Regions from separate parts of the Mus musculus genome. Here region 2 is linked to region 1. A link is a loop called in an ENCODE intact Hi-C map of the cell type or tissue named here. Cell type or tissue: left cerebral cortex. All regions are shown on one strand. Links, peaks and the distances in the headings refer to the core of each region. The heading gives the core; the rest is flanking DNA.

Region 1 (10,305 bases), core at 1,184-9,183:
AATTGTCAGCACCCATGGCAGCTCACAGCTGTCAACTTCAGTTCTACGTAATCTGACACCTTCACAGAGAATGCACATAAAGAATAAATGGCCAGGCATGGTGGCACACACCTTTAATCCCAGAATTTGGGATGCAGAGGCAGACAGATCTCTGTGAATTTGAAGCCAGCCTGGCCTAAACAGTGGGTTTCAGGATAGCCAGGGCAACACGGAAAAAAACCCTGTCCCAAAAAGTTAAAAAAAGCAAGAAAAGAAAAAAAAAAAGGATTTTTTTCTTTTTTATTTTTTTTGAGTTTATAATTCTTCTTTCCCCTTTGTCCCTCCATTACCTCCCATCTACCACCACCACCCCTCAAAGTCATGGCTTCTTTTTCTTTAGTTTTTGCTGTGTGTGCATATTCCTAAATGCTCGTACAACCTCCTCAGTCCATGTGATACTGGCATGTGTGTGTTTTCATGGCTGACCACTTGCTATTGGATAACCAGTTGGTGTGCTCTTCCCCGGGACGACCACGTCTCCCACTCTCAGCAGTCCTTGGTAGGCTGTAGTTTTTTGTCTAGGGTTGAAGCCCTGAGCTTTCCCCCTTCCATGTTAATGAGTCTACTGCTGTCTTCCTTGTCCCTGTTTAGAAAACCAAAATAGATAGGCAGACAGAAGCACACCTATTTAAAAGGTGTTAGAGAGCAGACCATGACAAACAAAGATTTTTGAAAAGGCATGCTCTATATAACCCAATACTAAGGGAACTCTTGGATTTGACCAGAAATAAATGCAACTTAAAGTGAACTAGTCAGATGTGGTGCCATTTCAGTAGCCCAGCATTTGGGAGGCTGGGGCAAGAGCGAAACCCTGCAATGAATAAAACTAAAAGAATAAACCATTTCTCAGAGAAGTTGGGCCAGTCTCTTAAGACGGAGATAAAAAGGGCTGTGACCTCAGGTTATACTCTAGACACTGTTGGGCTAGGGCTGTTATAATTTACTAAACTGATAGCCCCCTCCTTGTTTTTTTTCAAGACAAGTTTCTCTGTGTAGCCCTGCCTGTCCTCTAACACAGAGATCCATCTGCATCTACCTCCCAAGTGCTGGGATTAAAGATATGTGCAGCCACTACTTGGCCTAAACTGATTTAAAAAAAAAAAAGTTATAGGGCTGGAGAAATGGCTTGGTGGTTATGGCTGTTTTTCTAGAGGACCCAGGTTCAGTCTCCAGCACCCAAATGATGGTTCACCACCACCTATAACTCCAGCTCCAGAGGATCTAACGCCCTTTTCTGGCCTCTGCAGAGAACAGGTGTGCACACAGTAATATATATATATATATCACAAACACACGCAACCAAAACACCTATACACATAAAATAAATAAATAAATCTTTAAAACATGCTTTTATATTTATTTTTGTGTGTTTGAGAGAGGCAGGCAGGCAGGCAGGGAGGGAGGGAGGGAGGGAGAGAGAGAGAGAGAGAGATTGAGATTCTTATACTGTGTGTCCCACAGATCAAGTTCAGGCTATTAGGCTTGGCAGCAAGCACCTCCTAAGCCATCTCACCAGCTCACTAGATTTCTCTTAAACTTGATCCAAGAAGGATATTCTTTATTTACCAGTCCTAAAGATAGTTTTATTCTGAAGCTATATACAGTCACCTATTCCTTAGAATGATTGGACTCTCCAAGAAAACTGACAACTGAAAAACAAGTTACTCGGTGACAGACACAGGCGAAGATTGACTCCAACTCTTAAATAAACAAGCACAGAAATGCTTCTTTACTTTTAAATCTGTCAATCTGAGACACTAAAACAAAGCACTGAATACTGAAGGATACCTTAGCATCATGGATGCATGACAGTTTAAGACCTTACAGTTTGTTCTGGCATCTCAGCTTCTTACTCTGTTGGGTTTAATTTATCAAATGATACTTGAGGGTTTTTAAAAAATGACACTTGATTATAATCTGAGAAAAAAATTCTCAAGAATGCAAGAAAATATGAATTTAAACATGACCGATGTTCAATCTGAGATCATCACTGAAGGATCAGGTGTGTGGGAAGTACTACTGAGGCTATGCTACTGATACAGTATTTAAAACCACCTTTAAGCTGCCAAAACAGGCCAGAAAGACATTGAGGTGAGAGGGATGATGTTGTTTCCCCAAACAGATAATTACCCTGCTAGGAAAGACTAAGCACTCAAGCCTCCTTCCTATGCGGAAGGCAAACAAACTTTTAGACGACTGTAAGTCCAAGTGTTTCATGCAAGTGCCCTGTGCTAACTAGGCAAATTTGAAGAGACAGATTCTACCATTGAGAAGGATGTTTGCTTAAAGCAAACAAACCAGGACACAAAAACAAATAAAGGAAGGGCTTAAAAAGCAAGGCATGTGGCGAGATCTTATACTGAAAATAGAAAAGCAAACCCATTCGCAAAAATAGGACATCTACGGCTCTGCAAAGAATTTCCACAACGATTTTGACTTGTACTTTCTACCAGCATGATCCAGGACTACTGTGAAAAAGCCAAGGTTACTTAGTGCTCACTAATTCACTGCTACTTTTAGAGAACTGAAATTAAAACTGGATTCTCTTAGCATAAGCATTATAAATAGGTTCTTTTCTTCTCTACAACACCACTATTGACCTAAGAATGATACAAAATAATCCAGAAAGAGCAAGACTCAAAACAGATTAAAACAGATTAAAAGAACAGGGACTGCAAAACCCACAGTTATAAAAAAACAAAAAAAAAAAACAAAAACAAACCACTGTCTCAGACAAAAACAACTTGCAAATTTGATAAACCAGGTTAGACTTAAGATCAACTGAATTTAAAGCAGGAATTAATCTAAACTATAACATTTCTGCCATTTCAAAAGCAAAAAATGTAAGAAACTTTTCTAAAACTGTTTCCTTAGCAATTGGGAGCCTAAACTCCACAAACTATCCACAAAGAACATTAAGTCCTTACATGGCCTAGTCCTACATGTGCCTTTCAGAATAACACTATAAAAATTCTAATAAAAGGCAAATTATAAAGAGAAATTAAAGTATTACTTCAAAGCAAGACTCAATTCATACCATTTGAAACAAAGAACCCTACACAATTAAATGTATCCTTCCCAAGGACTACACTTGCCCAAACAAACTATTCTGTTTTGAGTACTTAAATTATTCTAATATAAATCACCCCAACTGCAAATTTTACATGAGCAAAACACTATCGCTTTTTGAGTTAAGAAACATTTTGTTTGTTTCTCCGCCAGGCTTGGTGGCACATTACTTAATCCCAAGCACTGGGGAGTCAGAGGTAGTAGATATCTCTTTTGAGTTCAAGGCCAGCCTGGTCTACATATTTAGGTCCAGGACAGCCAGACTTACAAGTGAGACCCTGTCTCAAAACAAAACAACACCCCCCTCCCCAACAAATCCAACAACAAAAGGCTAACACTGTGCTTTACAGCTTAATTAATAAAATTCTCTCTCACACACACTCCTCTGCACGAGGCAAAACGTTTATTGCATAACTCACATTTATAGTAAACGTAGAACGCTCAATTTATAAGTAAAAACAACGATCAACTAACTTGTTTTCGCATTATCTACTCATTTTAACATTCGGCGTCTAAAACAATAAAACAGTACTTACATTTCTGTTGAATTTGGTGAAGGAATGGTGCATATAAAACCTGTGCATATAAACAATCGCAGTGTTTATTGTAAGCTGAGAGCTGGGATGCAACGTTTAGAAAATAATCTAAGCAAAATGTTTCCAAAAACTAAATCAATTTGAATGGAAAAATCCCCTTTCCATTTACTCAAATCCAATCCTCAACCTGAAAGTATGCAGAAAGTCTGCGGGGAGAAGAGAAATCAGTCTGGATGCCAAATTATTCTAATACGCTACGTAGGGAGAGCCCAGGAATTATTTGCAATTAGGTTACAGCTTAGTACAGTAGAAATAAAGTAGTCGAAAGGCGCGCGCCACACACCCAAAGAACATGAAACATCTACGTGCGTTCCCCCGGCGCAACAGAGCCGCCCTGGAGCCGGCACGGAAGCCTCGGAAAACACTTTCCGTGGAACATCTGCGACCTCTCTACGTCTCAAGGCCTTTTCTGACTTCCGAAAGTGGAAGGGGCCGCCCCTTGGCTTTGCTCATCCCGGATTCCTCCTCTCTCGCCAGGGAAGCACTGCTATTCCCTCCCGCATCACGCGCTCCCAAACACAGGTTATACAACGCGGGCTCCCGGCCCGCCTTCCCCGGCACATCTCCTCTTTCTCCGGCTCGCCACGGCAGCTCGGGCCCTAGCTTTCTCTGTGTCTTTCCCGAGATCAAAAGACGGCAAAGGGAGCGGCGCCATGTTCCCGGGACACTAGGCCCGGTCACCCGGCGAGCGCGACCAGGGCGTGTGGGACGCAGGGCCGCAACTAGAAAAAGGATACACATTGAGACGTTGCCCCATGTCCTGGATGAGGTTGGCCGCCTGCTGGCGATGCGACAGCTCTTCATCCGCTTCCACTCCGCAGCGGCGGCTCGGCGTGTTCTCCAGCTGTTCCCGAGTAAAGAACCAGCGAGAAGAAGCTCCACGGCCCGACGCCATGACACTTCCTCCTCCGCCCGCGCCCTGAGCCCGCCCCCTCCCCGCCTGCCTCCGGGACTCCGCGCCAATGTGTCGAGGCCCCGCCCCAATGTGCTCTCCGTAGGGTGGGCCACGCCTTTTCCGGGCCTGCTGCTACCCACGCGCACGCGCAGGGACCCGCCCTGCCGGCTCGCGCTGGTCTTTTGCTTTCTCTTTCCGGCCTCCCTCCCCTTTCTCTCTCTCGGACCCGCGGGACCACAATGCTCTGCGCCTCTTGTCATTGGGAGACGCCGTAAAGTGGGGGTCACTCGGAAAGAAAAGGTCGACGCGGTGCATGCTGGATCTGGGAGGGGCTAAGGGGAAGGGGCGGGGCGAACAGGGAAGAGGTCCTGAGGCTGCCTAATAGGGCTTGGACGTTAGCTTTCAACTAAACGGTTTATTTTGTGGTCTGTGAGTTTGCGGGTGCGTTAAAGTCAGAAAAGGCTTTTCTAGTCTCGGCTTCGTGCTGTAGCTTCCATTTTCTTACATGTTGGTGGGTGTATTTTCTTAGCTTTGTTGACTCCTGTGTCCACGAATGGCTACCCTCCGGAGGAGTTAGCTAGGAAAGAACGCTAATTCTAGCAGTGAACTAACAGTGTCTTCTGGGTTTTTTGGTTTTGTTTTTTAAATCGCTAGTAGATGTTGGGGAGCATGCGCCTTTAAAACGTTACTTTAAACCTAAAGCCACTCAAGGGGTATGGGTTGTTTTAAAACGATGTGCCATGTGTCCCAGACTGGCTTTGTGTTCACTCTTGTAGCCAAGAATGACCTTGGATTTACTGTCCTCTTGCTTCCCCCTCGGAAGTGCTGGGATTACAAGGCCAGTGGCATCACTCTGCAGATATCTTTCTTATTAAGTTACCTGTCAAACAATATGAAGTTAATAATTGGAGGTCATGACTCTCTAGGCCTTCCATCCAGATGGGGTGTATGGTTTTGAAGGTCTGTGTGGTTTCTGCGGGTTGAGATTGGGGGATGGTTGGGGAGAAGCAGAACGCTGTAACTCAGGTTGTCCAGAAACAAAGTGCAGGGATTATAGGCTGGTGTGCCGCATCTTGGTTGAAGTGCTGGAGCAGAGGGCCTTAGGCATACTAGGCCAACAGTCTAACAAATGAGTGCAAGAGAAGCTAAGAAAAAAATTGTTTAGGATTTTATAAAGTAAGGTCTCTTATAACTGATGATTTATTTCCATCTTTTTGTAAGGAAGCACCACTCATTTGTTTACATGTTATCTGCCTCTGAGTTAATGCCTATTGTATATGACCAAATTACACTTTAGTTTTTAAGTATTTTCTGAAGACTGCAGTCAGTTATCGAAAACTGGCTTTTAAAAAGCCAACGAGGGCTGTTGAAATGGCCGACCAGCTAAAGGCAACGCTGCCAAGCCGGACAACTTGAGTTCACTCCCCACCTATATGGTAGAGGGAAAGACCCAAATGCTACAAATTGTCCTCTAACCTTCACACGTGCTCAGTGGCACACATGCGTGTGCACACTCATGCACAATAAACAGCTGTAAAGAAAATGACCCTATCTAAAAATTCCTTAAAATGAAAATAAATAAAAGGGCTAGTGTGTTTGTGATTAAAACTTGAGGCTTTCATTTGTCAGGATTTGGGGGTTCCTGCCTCAGCCTACTGCCTGCTCTATTGTGCTATGCTAGTGTTTTGATTATTGTAGGTGGTTATTGTGAACAGCCACCTAAATAATACCTTGTTATAGATATAACAAGATCTCTCATCTTGTTACCTAGATGTTCCTAGATTGATTTAAAGTAACATTCTATAAGTGCCTTTCTACAACACTCAGTCCTAATGATAAAAAAGAGAAAAGTAGAAATGGAGGAGAGCTTTTCAACTTTATAACATCTACAGAAGACAACAGCCAGCATGGCACTTGATGTTAAGGTGGCTTCCATATAAGATTAAGGACAAGGCAAGTCTGTGCCCTCTCTGTTGACTCCTTTCAATATTGTACGAAGTGTCTTATATAATACAATACAAAAGAAACACACAGTAAGCAGATCTGTCCTTTCTGTTTTCTTCAGTTGTGCATGTTGCGGCAGGGCACATGTTGCTGCGGGCATGCCAAAGCACATATGTACAGGTTGGAAGTTGACTTGAGGACTCTTCTCACCTACCACGTGGACCATGGGGATTGAACTAAGATCATCAGTCTTGGTGGCAGTCACTTTTATCCACTGAGCATTGAAGCTTCACTCCTTCTTTACATTTTAAACACGTCTTCATTGTATGCTTGAGTGCCTGCATGTATGAATGTGCACTACATGTAAGCATGGTGCCCACAGTGGTGCCAGATTTCCTGCGGCCTGAGTCCTGAGCTGCTACATAATGGGTGCTGGGGTCTAAACCTTGGGTCCTCCGAAAGAGCTGAAAATGCTTGGAGCTTTTGAGCCACATCTTTCCAGCCCCAGCTTGCATTCCTTTTTGATACAACTGACCTTGGCTTTCCGTAGCACTTCTATAATTGGCTTCACATGATCTTGTCACTGTACCCTAAGACTCTCTACCTTCTCATGTCCATCCACAGTAGTCTTCCTTGCCCTGACCTCTCCTGCCACAAGGCTTAAATATCTACTATTCTGCTAGGAACAAAATTTGACAGCTTCCTATAAGATTTAATATAAATGTTTCACTACAGCCTACTGACCAGGCCACATTTCTGGCTTCCTCTCCTTCCACGCTTGCTTGCCCATAATCTCCAGCTACTATCGCACCCCAGCCTCAGCAGCTTTGTACTGTTGCCATGCACGAAGTCTCTTCATGGCCAGCCAATCTCATTTAGTCTCAAAGTCCTCTTTAGAGAGGCTTTCTTTGGCTCTACAAATGAACATTTTACTTCCCATCTGTCTCCTAGTTGCCATCACATCTTTAATGTCTTGAAGGTATCCAGTAATAGAATAATTCCCTCTGTCCTGTTCCTTCTCTTATTCCATATTCTCCTTCCTCCTCCTTAAAGCTTCTTACTTCTCAAATTGCAGAAAAGAAATCTCACCCCTTTTGTTTACAGCTGTAGCCCCAGTGTCTTGATCATCCTGCCTCTCTGGCACGTGGAAGAAAGTTCTTGTCAAGATGAATATGAGCTGGGTAGTGGTGCCGCACACCTTTAATCCCAGCACTTGGGAGGCAGAGGCAGGCGGATTTCTGAGTTCGAGGCCAGCCTGGTCTACAGAGTGAGTTCTAGGACAGCCAGGGCTATACAGAGAAACCCTGTCTTGAAAAAAAAAAAGATGAATATGAACATTTACTATGTTTCTCGAAGTTTTGGGGTGCTCCACTGGGGTGCTCCATGTTACCTGGGAAATTGCAATCCATCCACAGGCTTCTTAGTGTCACTAATAAAAAAATGTAAAAGACTCAGAAGAAAGTTCAAGGACAGCTTCATTAGAATTTAAAAAGAAAGAAAAAAAAATCCCAGGGTCAGCAAGCTATAAACCTTGGCATCTACCTGGAGGAGGAAGATAGAGAGGAGAAAGAAAAAGCCATGCTGTAAGCTAACAGGATGAGGAATTGTGTGTGTGTGTGTGTGTGTGTGTGTGTGTGTGTGTGTGTGTGTGTGCGCGTGCGTGCATGTTTGTAAGCATGTATTAGAATTTAGGATTTGGCAAGTATTAGAAGCAAAAAGAAAAGGGAAAGTATGCTTTTTGACTGAGAATTTAGAAAAGTAGGGTTAATGAAGTTGTGTGGTTGTGGTCCTTAAGCAACTATGTAGAGGGCAGAGAGTCTGGGAAAGAAAAGTACATATTATTATTGAAGGTGTAATTTCTTCTGTCCATTTAGCACACAGAATGAGCCCACCGTTCAGAAGGGGATCTGATTCCAGCCCAGTTGGAATTGTAGGACTCTATTTAGACCAGAAATTCTACCACATTTCTCTTAATGAGCCTTTAACACTACTGTAACATCTGTATATATATATATATATATATATATATATATATATATATATATATATATATATGACATTGAATAGTCAGGTCCCTTGTGGTAATGAAGCAGTTGTATACTATGGTTGGTCTTGACTGTCATTGAGTAGATTAAGAAAAGCCTGGTAGATTATTACAACACCCATCTGGGTGTGTCCTTGATGCCTTTCCAGAGAGAAATTACCTGAGGAGAGACCTCTCCTGAATACAAATGGAACCACCCCATAAAGTGGAAAAAAGAAAACAATCGCCTGCCACAGGTGCACTCTGCTTTCTGGTCCCAGTGGCATGAACTACTGGGCTCTGCTATACCATATCTGTGATGCTGGACTGAAATCTGTGGTATTGAACTGGAAAAAACCTGTGTCTCAATTTGTTTCTATGGTATTTGATTACAGTGGTGAAAGAGTAACTGGTAGAGAAAGTTGGTGTGGGGGAGAGTGGAATTATAGCTGACTGTAATTAGGAAGAACTGACTTGTAGGAAGATGTAGAGAAGCTAGCTGTAGAACTCCAGAATTATGCAGACAGAACCTCTGGCAGAGAGCCGATGAGCCTTTAGATGGGAACAAGGTTTCTAGTAAGAACCCGACTAGAGGCCATTTGTGTTCTGTTGCTTACATTCTGTCCGTGCCCAAGACTATGGGAAGCTAGGTTTATTGGTTATTGACTAGGTAATCTGGAGCAGGAGAATTCAAGGCAGTCCATTATTCCAGCTGTGGAAAAGGCACCCCTGGCTGCTTTAAACTAGTTTTATAGGGAGAACTGGGAGCAAAAGAGCAGAGGAATGACCTGAAAAGCAATTTGGCTAGAAAAAAAGCATGTTTAAAGTTAAAGGTAAAGAATGCAAGATGTTTGAAGACATTAGGCTCTTAAAAAGAGCTCCGGGGCGTGGGGTGCTGGTGCTTTGTTGGGAGATAGTGCATTGAGGAAGCATTGAAGGCCTGGTTCTAGCTCCAGCACTGCATAAAAACAAATTGTGTATGGAGGTACAGCCTATAATCCTAGCACTGGTGGGCCGTGGGGTGGACAGAAGGTATAAGGGCTAAAGTTAACCTATAAGCCCCACCTGCCCAAGGACAGATAACTTCCTGAAATTCTGGGGGCTGTTGTTCTCATATATATATGCATGTCATAGATTTTCACTTCAATAAATGTGATTGGTTACCCCAAATGCACAGGACGTACTTGATCAAACGTAGGCAGGATGTGTGCTGGTTCTTGATTGGACAAAGGAAGAAAGTACTTTGCTTTGGGTTTGACCTTTATAGGCATCTGACTGACCTAATTCCGTGCCATTCTTTGGAAATCCCAGGTATGGACCTAGCCAGTGTCCATCTTCCTGGACAGTATTAAGTAAAGTTTACTTTAATTGGACAATCGTGGATTCGGTCTACTTGAAAATTTCAGGTTTAACAGAGAAACCAGAAGCTCAAGGACACACTTGGCTACATTAAGCGTTCAGTTCAAGGTCAGGCTAAGATACTAGAAGCTTTCAGTAATCCTTCCTGAATTCTTTGGGAATAGGAATGTTTATGTTATTGTATCATGGGACTATATAATGTGATATTAGCAGAGCTAATAAATAAATAAATAGCTAATTTATTAATAAATAAGTGTTTGCCCCAGCCTCTAGAGAAACTGTATTAGAGCTTTGGAGCACTGGGTGGGAGGGATTGAATCTTATGGTGTAAGATGTGTGGGAATATCATGTTGACAAGGAATGGACTTGTGATGGTTATT
Region 2 (10,305 bases), core at 859-8,858, 96 kb before region 1:
CAATTTCTTTAAAAGACATTTCCTTACACCCTAACGTTTCAATTAGAAAATGCTCAAGAAGTTTAATATGTGAGCCTAACTTAGGGATATAGAATAAAAGTAGAAACAATGTTGTCTAGTTCAAGAATTCTTAAATTTTGATTCATTTAAATCTATCCACCCAATAAAAGCACTCTTTCTACAAAACATAAACTAAGAACAATTCCTCCTTTAATATGATAGAATAAATTTAGAAGAGAAGCAAAAACTGAGAGATTAACTTAATCCTAATTAAGGATAGTTATACAACTGATCACTTTCCCTGCCCAGCACCAGCAGAGTGGCTCATACCCAACTGTAACTCTAGTTCTAGAGATCCAGTGCCTTCTGGCCTGATGGTATGAGACGCATGTGATGCACACAGGCATTCAAGCAAAAGCACTTTACACAGATAAAAAGAATCTTTAAAACTTGACTAGCAACTTGCTGAACATCAGCAAATGAAAACTGTCAATCTGCTTATATTAGAAAAATGTGATCCAATCTAGCAGCTGCAATTGCTACCTAAAACATCTAGAAAGTGCTTCTAGAGTAACTAAAACATCTAGAAAGTGCTTCTAGAGTAACTAAAATCAACTTGTAATCAAAGGCATCAGATTTTTTTCTTCATTGGCATTATGAGTTATGCATTTCTTTTAAAACAGTAATGACATCAAATAATAAATCAGCTTATAATTTAACTGAACCTTCTCATTAACTCCTTAAAATGTCCATTCAGTAGACCGTCCAATGTATACCCACTGAAAATGGTTCTGAAGAACAGTTGAGGAAATAAGAAAAAGTTCCGTGTGTTAAGTGAAAAAAGAAAGCTGCAGAAACAAGCATTGATATAGTTTGATCTAAAAAAAGTTACACACACACAATTAAAAGAAAATATGTCAAAATTTAATAGCTATCTTTGTAGAAGGTTTAAATGTAATTTTTAACAAGGTATTATTGCTATAATAAAAATAATCTTAAAAATAATTTTCAGAGTAAAAAACAAAAACATTTACTTATGTTTGTATGTTAGTGCTCTATTAGACTGTATACCTGCATGATAGAAGAAGGTATCAGATCCTGTTACAGATGGTTGTGAACACTATGTGGGTGCTAGGAATTGAACTCAGGACCTCTGGGAAAGCAGCCAGTGTTCTTACAAACTGAGCCATCTCTCCAGCCCCAAAGAAACATTTTAAAATACTTATGAATTTTAGCACTGGCTAGGAGACAATTATATGATACAAATATTGAGATTTGGCTAGAAAAGTGTAGTAACTTTTTCTTTAACAGTTCTCCATAGCTTAGCTGCTGAGTCACTTACTATACTCAGTTCTTTTGTACATGCTTTTGGAAAAACAGGGTTCTTTCCATTTCACCTTTGTAGCTTTCATGTCAACTTGTAATTACAGACTAGTTACATTATCTGACTCATGTCTATTTCTTCTGCTAGACTATACTTTCAATAAGAGCAGGACCCTTAGCTAGGGGATGGGGAGGGTATATGTGTAGTGGTACATACCTTTAATCCCAGCACTCACAGAAGGCAGAGGCAGGTGGAGCTGAGTTTGAGCTCAGCCTGATTTACAGGACAGCCAGGGCTACACAGAGAAACTCTGCCTCAAAAAAAAAAAAAAATCAGAGAGAGAGAGCAAGAGAGAGAGAGAGTCTGCCTTATTTTTCCTTTTTCCTATAGGACTAGGGATTGAACACAGGTCAATGAGCATACTAAGCCTCATCTGTTTTTACTAGCTACTAAATCCCTAATGTTTTACACTGTGTCTTACACATGCTCATTCAAAATTAAGTCTCTACTTAGTAGTCTCAATAAATTATCTGTATGGTACATAACATACTTGTTAGGTTTCAAGAAAGTCCTTTTGCCAGTCTGACATTTAGACAAAAGCCAACATTTTCGAGGGACTTAAAATTGTTCCTACTTGCTACAAGGAACATATTGCTTATGTTCTCCTTATCTCTGGCAACAGGAACATATTGCTCTTCCATTAACCTGTGCTGGTAGTGTCTATTAACATATCAAAGTCTCTGCTAACCTCAAGATTCCCTCAGTCTCTACCACAAGTACCAGTTATAGAACCATCCTGGCTGGCATTCCCTACCCACTACCCTAACCCTCTCCAGCCCCACTCTGAACTTTGCGTCCATTCCCCTAGCCTCCTTTTCCTACACAGCCCAGTCATCTGGCTATGTGCTCTCTCTGCTCTTTCCCTCTGTTCCTACCTCTCATGGCCAGTTCAGTCTGCTGGCCCAGTTTAGTCTGACCTCTTCCAGTTGACACTCCCTGCTTGCTCCCTCATATTTACAATAAACCACCTTCTCAACCATGCCTAGGATCATTAATGTCCCTATTGTCATTCAATTCTGAGAAGAACTTTTCATCCAAATAATAAAAAAAATAAGGCTTAAGAAACTTTAAATTCGCATTTATTTCTTGCATTTGATACTCTGATGAAACCCATCACTTTATGATGAGAATTCTAGACAGGCCTACCCATTCCTAGTTATTGTCATCAACCTTAATCAGGTTAATTTGATGCCAGCACAAAGTACCTTCCTTCACCAACCTGACATACATAGGCTTATCACAATTGGATATAAGCACACAACGGTGTGCTTGGTGCTTGCTAAGGCTTTGGCAGCTTAGTGTATGCCATATGTTAGGCCATCATGGCCTAAGGTAGTCTTCGGCATCTCTTGTGAAGCAGTGCTGGCATCCACTACACTTTTAGCATCAATGCTTCCTCAGCCATGGCAGTGAATTATGGATGAAGCCAAATCTTAAATGTACCTGAGCCCACAGCAGGGAAAGGGCTTATTTTTATTTTTTTAAGATTTATTTATTTATTATATGTAAGTACACTGCAGCTGTCTTCAGACACACCAGAAGAGGGAGTCAGATCTCATTACGGATGGTTGTGAGCCACCATGTGGTTGCTGGGACTTGAACTCAGGACCTTCAGAAGAGCAGTTGGGTGCTCTTACCCGCTGAGCCATCTCACCAGCCCGGGAAAGGGTTTATTTATCTATTGATTTATTTAATGTGCACTGGTGTTTCTCTTGCATGTATGTCTATATGAGGGTGTTAAATAACCTAGAACTGGAGTTTTAGACAGTTGTGAGCTGCCATGTGGGTGCTGAGAATTGAATCTGGGTCTTCTGGAAGAATGTACAGAACTCTTAACCGCTAAGCATCGCCCCAGCACCCCTCAGGAAATTTTAAACTATTTAACCAGGGAAAATGGCCATTTTTCCATTCTAAACACTAATCATTAATGTCTTCTTACCACTCACCCTCCAAGACCATCATTTTCTAACTACCTTCAAAATATCAACTTTACAGTCAATGTGCCCAAAAGAGCACTCTTGATACATATCTTTTCGTTTAGGCATGAACCTGAAGTTTCATAATTGAGCCTTTCCCCTCAGACTTACATTAAGCTCATCTACCTAAATCTAGTTCACTCTATCCAACTAATTACAGTTCCACTTTATGAATCAATGTAAACTGCTTACTTCATTTTACCACAATGTAACAACTTAAACCAAACAATCCTTGCACCATAGGATCAAAAGCTCTTGCCACTTTAAGCAGCAGTGCTTTCTAAATATGGTCTTCTGACCTGCTGGCATCTGTATTACCTGGGACCATGTTAGAAAAGCAAATTTGGGGATTGGACCTAAAACCTAATGGGAAACACTGAGAACCGAGACCAGCAGGTTCTGATGCACAGTCAAGTTGGAGAGTTTTTAGTCAAGTGCACCAACTCTCGACGCCTCTGCCTTGGCTTTGGAAACTGATCTCACTGTATCATTTTTATTTATTTCCCAGTGATAATTCCTCACTTACTTGTCTCGAAATGTCAGTCCCTTCTCATGTTTAACCAAACCCTGAACCATTTTCCCTTTCCTTTCTTAAGGCAGTACCTCTTAGATTGCTCAGGCTGGTCTTAATTCCTTAGCTCAAGTGATCCGCCTCAGCCTTGCCAGTAGTCACTATTATACACAGGTGCCACGTCACCCAGCTTCCATTTCCCTCCCCAATTTCAAAGCAGGCATTTCCTATCTTTTCCCTACAAAAATGTCTCCAACAATTTTGTAGTCCACGTTTTCCCTACTTAACTAGTTCTTTGTAGTTAGTACCAACTGGCTTACATTTTAACTATTTGTTGGAGTTTTTAAAAGGTATATAGATTTCCCTGATCTTAGGATAGTTCAGGGCACACAGTACTTCCTCATAAAGTCTTGCTAGTGTGTTAAGTCTTACTGACTCGATGAAGTGTGGGGATGGGAACACAAGTCAAACTACTATTTCAAAGATCTTTTATATCTTCCTATGCCACCAACTGATATGAGAGCCACACATTTGTAAAGCCTACAAGCACTGCAACAATAACCTCAATAGCTAGCTATCAAGCCAACAAACTTAGTTTTCAACTCACTCAGGTGATAAAACATGTTCGCCTTAATGCAGTTGTTCATCTGAATTTGACAAGCTCGGGAAGTCTGGGCACAGGACCAAGTTTAAAATGTAACGCTGTGAATCAAAACATTCCAAAGACGTATGTAAACATACTATTTATAAGTATGAAATAGTAGAATTTTAATTTTTTAATTTCTCGAAGACAGGATAACGATGGTAAGAGGATGACAGATGAACAGTCATCGGTACGCTAAAAGTCTCTTCCAATAAACACAGGAAGAAAACACAGCAGCTGCTTAGCTGACGGCTTTGATGACAACTGAGGCAAATTGACATGAAAGCATAAGACCCGGGGACGACCTCGGAAATGGTTTTCTGTGCCAGGGAAGTGATCTGGAAGTCAACACAACTTGTTTTAAAGGCGGAGTCTGAAGGTTGGTCTGACCTGTCTGTATGATTGATGCGGAAAAAGCCAAAGTTGCCGTGGCGCGGAAGAAGAGACGAAGCGTGGGCGTCTCCCTCCGAACCAGCGTCACCTGTGTGATGCCGCCCGGGGCCAGACAGGACCAAACACACTACTCACCTCTCCCACTCCGAGGCTGTGGTGAAGTCTGTGATCTCAAACACTTCGGACTCGGGCTGCGGGGACAGAGAAGAGCACAGACAGTAAGCTGCGGGCCACTGACGTCGGCGGCAGAACTCTGTGACAGAGGCACCCAGGGCGCAGAACTCACCTCACTGTCCGCCGCCATCTTGCGGAGCGGAGCGTCAGGCCCCGCGCGAAGGCTGTCGGGAAGAAGGGAGCTAGGAGGAGGGCACTGAGTGGCCGTGGGCGGGGCCTCGGTGGGTGGTGGGTGGGGCCCCGAAGCGGGCCCGCCTACAAAGGGCCTGCTGGAAGGTGGGAAGACCTTTTTCCTCCAGACAGAAAGATCTTAGTGTGGCATACGCTCTTCTTCAAGGTGGTTTAGTAATATTTTTTTTAAAATTCTGTTGGGGCTAGAGGGATAACTGTGCAGTTAAGACTACCCGCTGCGCTTTCACAAGACCTATGTTCGATTTCCAGCACCTGCATAGCAGTTCACAACCATTTGTGATTTCAGTCCAAAGGGATCCTGTACCTGCTTCTGGCCTCGACTGACACCAGGCATGCACGTGCTGCACAAACAGATTTACATGCTGACGAAACACTCATGCACATGAAATAAAATTAACAAGTATTGTTTAAAGAATTAAAAGTAAAAATAATAAGAGTATTTTGTAGACTCAAGAAGAGCTGATGAGCCGAGCGTGGTGGCACACACCTTTAATCCCAGCACTCGGGAGGCAGAGGCAGGCAGATTTCTGAGTTCGAGGCCAGCCTGGTCTACAAAGTGAGTTCCAGGACAGCCAGGGCTACACAGAAAAACCCTGTCTCGGAAGAAAAAAAACAACCAAACAAACAAAAAACAACAACAACAAAAAACAAAAACAAACTGATGAACATTTTGAAATTGTTACATGACATTCACATCCACAGATGTATTGGGCTACATTCATAAATATCTTGGGGCATATGTAGTCCTATATGGCAAAGACCCTAGATATGCATGGTCACAATTGTATTTAAAAACCTCTTTGAGTTTTCATTCAAATGGGTTTTTTTTTAGATTTATTTATTCATTTTATGTATATGATTACACTAGAATGTGTATGAGTATATTTATTTTATGTATATGAGTATACCAGAAAAGGGCATCAGATCCCATTACAGATGGTTGTGAGCCACCTTGTGATTGCTGGCATTTGAACTCAGAACCTTTGGAAGAGCACTCTTAACCACTGAGCCATCTCTCAAGCCCTTGGTTTTGTTCTTGAGATAGGGTTCATAAGCCAGCCTCACACGCCTTGTGGTGAGAAGAGCGAACTGGAATTCTGATCCTCTTGCCTCCTTTTGAGTATCCTGACTGCAGTCATGTAGCACCGTCTTGGATTGTATGGTGTGGTGGTAAAGACAGAAGCGAGGACCATGCATGCTAGGCAAAAGCTCTACCAACAGAACTACATCCTCAGCTCTTGTTCAAACTTTACAACTCATAAACACTGACCAAGATCCTTAAACCCACTGTCTCCTTTCCTAACCCCAGGAAAAGAAAATCTATACAACTAAACTTATTGTTTTAAAAAGCAGCCAGGCATGGAAGTGCATGCCTTTAATCCCAGCACTCAGGAGACAGAGGCAGGCAGATCTCTGTTAATTCAAGGCAAGCCTGGCCTACAAAGTGAGACCAGGACAGCCAGGGCTCTGTTACACAGAGAAACTCTTGTCTTGAAAAACAAAACAAAAAATAAACAAAACCAAACAACATCATACAAGTTACATATACTCTGAGAAGAACATACTATTTGATGAGTGCTTTACTTTTTAAACCACTGAAGGACAGGAGTGCTAACTAGCAGTTGGAATTCTGTTGGGGACTGTAGAGATGGCTCAGCAGTTAAGAGTACTGACTGTTGTTACAGAGGACCCCAACTCTGTCCCCAGCATCCACGTGGCTACATACAACGCTCCATACTTCTAGTTCTAGGGGACTCAGCACCCTCTTCTGACTTCTATAGTAAACAGAAATGCACACAGTGCACAAATACACATGCAGACAAAATAATTATATACATAAAAATTTAAATTAAATAATTTTTTGAGACAGACTCTTTATTATGTAGCTCTGGCTTTTGTGGGACTCACTGCGTAGACAAGGTTGGCCTCAAACTCACAGAAACCCACCTGCTTCTGCCTCTAGAGTGCTGGGATTAAAAGCATGTGCCACTATGTTTGGAACTTAAGCAGGTCAGGAAGCAGGAGCTGATGCAGAGGCCATGGAGTGATGTTACTTACTGGCTTGCTTGAGTTCCAGTCCTGACTTCCTTTGGTGATGAACAGCAAAGTGGAAGTGTAAGCTGAATAAGCCCTTTCCTCCCCAACATGCTTCTTGGGTATAATGCCTTGTGCAGGAATAGAGACCCTAACTAAGACAAATTGGTACCAGCATAGTGGGATATTCTTGTGACAACCTGACCATGGTTTTGAAGGCATGAGGGGGTCATGAAGAGCAGCTGGGGTTCGGCACTGTAAGAAGCCATGGAAGGCCATTAGTGAAGTTGCAGCCTCGGTTCCAATTGATGGCCCAGGACTAAAGGAGTCATGCAAAGGAGTTGAGGTTTGGTGCCATGAAGAGAGCCCATGAGAGGCTATTGGTGAAGTTTAGTTGCAGCAGAAGACAGCAGTGTTTTGGAGATGCCAGTACCATGAGATGACCACCAAGATCAGCAGCAGCAGTGGAGTACTGGCAGCTAGAGCCTAGAAGACAAAGTGTGTGCTACAAAGGGCAGAGCTGGAGAAGTGACCCAAGCCCCTGGAGAAGCCCAGAAGATCGTGAGTGGATCCCAGACATTGGACAGTTGGAGTTTGATTTTGCTTTTGACTGTGACTGTGCCATGATATTTTTCCCCTTGAAGTAAGAAAGTATTTTAGTGGATCCCACAGTTAAGAGAATTTTAAATGTAAAAACACTTTTGATTTTAAAAGAGATTGGATATTTTAAAGGGATTGAAATTTTAACATGTAAGAATTTTCAAAGACTGTGGTACTTTTAAAGTTATTTAGATCTTGGGAATGAATAAGAAAATAAGGATTGGGGACTGGTGAGATGGCTCAGCAGGTAAGAGCACTGACTGTTCTTCCAAAGGTCCTCAGTTCAAATCCTAACAACCACATGGTGGCTCACAACAATCCATAATGAGATCTGAAGCCCTCTTCTGGTGTGTCTAAAGGCAGCTACAGTGTACTTACATATAACTAATAAATAAATCTTTGGGACGGAGCGAGCGGGGCCAGAATGAGCAGAGGTCCTGACAACCATCTGTACAGCTACAGTGTACTCATATAAAAGAAAAAAAGAAAGTAAGGGTTGAGGCTTAATAGTGATGTGTTTGTGTGTCAAGTTGACAAGGGGTCAATTGTACTGGCTGGTTTTGTGTGTCAACTTGACACAGGCTGGAGTTATTACAGATAAAGGAGCTTCAGTTGAGAAAATGCCTCTATGAGATCCAGCTGTAAGGCATTTTCTCAACTAGTGATCTAGGGGGGAGGGCCCACTGTGGGAGGTGCCATCCCTGGGCTGGTAGTCCTGGGTTCTATGAAAGAGAAAGCTGAGTAAGGCAGAGGAAGCAAGCCAGTAAGAAACATCTCTCCATGGCCTCTGCATCAGCTCCTGTTTCCTGACCTGCTTGAGTTCCAGTCCTGACCTCCTTTGGTGATGAACAGCAATTTGAAAGTATAAGCTGAATGTACTGGCTAGTTTTGTGTCAACTTGACACAGCTGGAGTTATCACAGAAAAGGGAGCTTCAGTTGAGGAAATGCCTCCATGAGATCCAACTGTAAGGCATTTTCTTAATTAGTGATCAAGTGGGAAAGGCTCCTTGTGGGTGGGACCATCTCTGGGCTGGTAATATTAGAGATCAGGCTGAGCAAGCCAGGGGAAGCAAGCCAGTAAAGAACATCCCTCCATGGCCTCTGCATCAGCTCCTGCTTCCTGACCTGCTTGAGTTCCAGTTCTGGCTTCCTTGGTGGTGAACAGCAGTATGGAAGTGTAAGCCGAATAAACCCTTTCCTCCCCAACTTGCTTCTTGGTCATGATGTTTGTGCAGGAATAGAAACCCTGTCTAAGACACTGAATAATCCCTTCCCTCCCCAACTTACTTTTTAGTCATGATGTTTTGTGCAAGAATAAAAACCCTGACTAAGACAACTGTATATAAAACTAAAAGAGAAAGACCAAGGTCATCAATTTTAATGGCAGAAACAAAGTAACAATAAATTTTTATAGTTAAGAAAATGAATAAAGCCAAGTGTGGAGGTGCACGCCTTTAATCCCAGCACTTGGGAGGCAGAGGCAGGCAGATTTCTAAGTTTAAGGTCAGCCTGGTCTACAGAGTGAGTTCCAGGACAGCCAGGGCTACACAGAAAAACCCTGTTTTGAAAAAAAAAAAAAAAACAACAAAAAATAAATAAAGCAACCCAATGACCAGCCAGAGATGGGCAACGAATTATAATAATAGTCTTTATAATGAATGGCCTATGAAAACTGAGAAACACTACTTACAAACATGGCATTACTCGTTTTTCTCCTTAATGAGAATTAAAGATGGTTCAGTAACTAAGATCAGAAACTAAAACAATCTCGAAGACTTTGCTCCCTGAAATTAAATTTTAGACAACATATGAGGCTGCTGAATAGGTTGCTAAGGTAAGGTTTCTTCCAAGATATTTTTGGCTTCTTGTCCTCTCCCTAGAGAAAATTTTAAAATAAGTTATTTGTTACAGCCTAAGTGTGAAGTCAGGATGCTAATGATGTAGAAGCCCATGGGAGACACCCTTTTATTAGATCCTCGCCCCCCACTGGCTCAAAAAGCAGAAAAGGTTCTGTTTCTCCAGGATGAAGCACTGCTTCAGTCAACATCCTGAGGCAACAGCTCTTCCCTTACAAACCGATTTCCACACTAGTCTAATTCAGTTATTTCAAGGTGTTACCAATAATGGCCACGGGGAGCTATTTTGACGCACAGGCAATTTAAGAGATTAGAAGCTTTGGAAAAACCACCCTCAGCTGGGATCTCGAGGGACTGTGGGGGCACAACAGTCTAATTAGGTCATAAAGAAAAAGAAAACATCCTTTGTGTGGGGCGCCACTATTTCATCCATCTGTCTTAATGGTACCGGGCAGGACAAAATAGGAATTCTCCATGATGCTGTGCCAGAGCCTACAATAGATGCTACAACTGGAAGAGGAAGACACTATCTGAACATGAA

Evidence for each region. Hi-C counts contacts between places; a loop is a spot of excess contacts. Peaks named below come from ENCODE experiments on the same cell type or tissue, not always from the same donor. Only the 100,000 strongest peaks of a DNase experiment are listed, where the experiment ranks them.
Region 2: it touches region 1 in a loop (4-fold over the local background); 7 of 42 quality-filtered maps call a loop at or near these places.

Annotation. Positions count from the first base shown.
Region 1 is chr1:127,768,522-127,778,826 of GRCm38, reverse strand. Ccnt2 (cyclin T2) reads right to left here and starts at 4,663. Exons shown (of 9, transcript NM_028399.1): 1 at 4,442-4,663; 2 at 3,645-3,726. The coding sequence starts at 4,599. It overlaps 2900009J06Rik (RIKEN cDNA 2900009J06 gene), which reads left to right and starts at 4,773. Exons shown (of 2, transcript NR_045298.1): 1 at 4,773-4,899. In left cerebral cortex, for the core only: a CTCF peak has its summit at 4,505; DNase peaks (open chromatin) are centred at 2,346, 4,245 and 4,770; H3K4me3 peaks cover 3,733 bases; H3K27ac peaks cover 1,675 bases.
Region 2 is chr1:127,863,718-127,874,022 of GRCm38, reverse strand. Rab3gap1 (RAB3 GTPase activating protein subunit 1) reads right to left here and starts at 5,250. Exons shown (of 24, transcript NM_178690.4): 1 at 5,194-5,250; 2 at 5,043-5,098. The coding sequence starts at 5,211. In left cerebral cortex, for the core only: no CTCF peak of the experiment used is centred there; DNase peaks (open chromatin) are centred at 5,000 and 5,240; H3K4me3 peaks cover 1,534 bases; H3K27ac peaks cover 878 bases.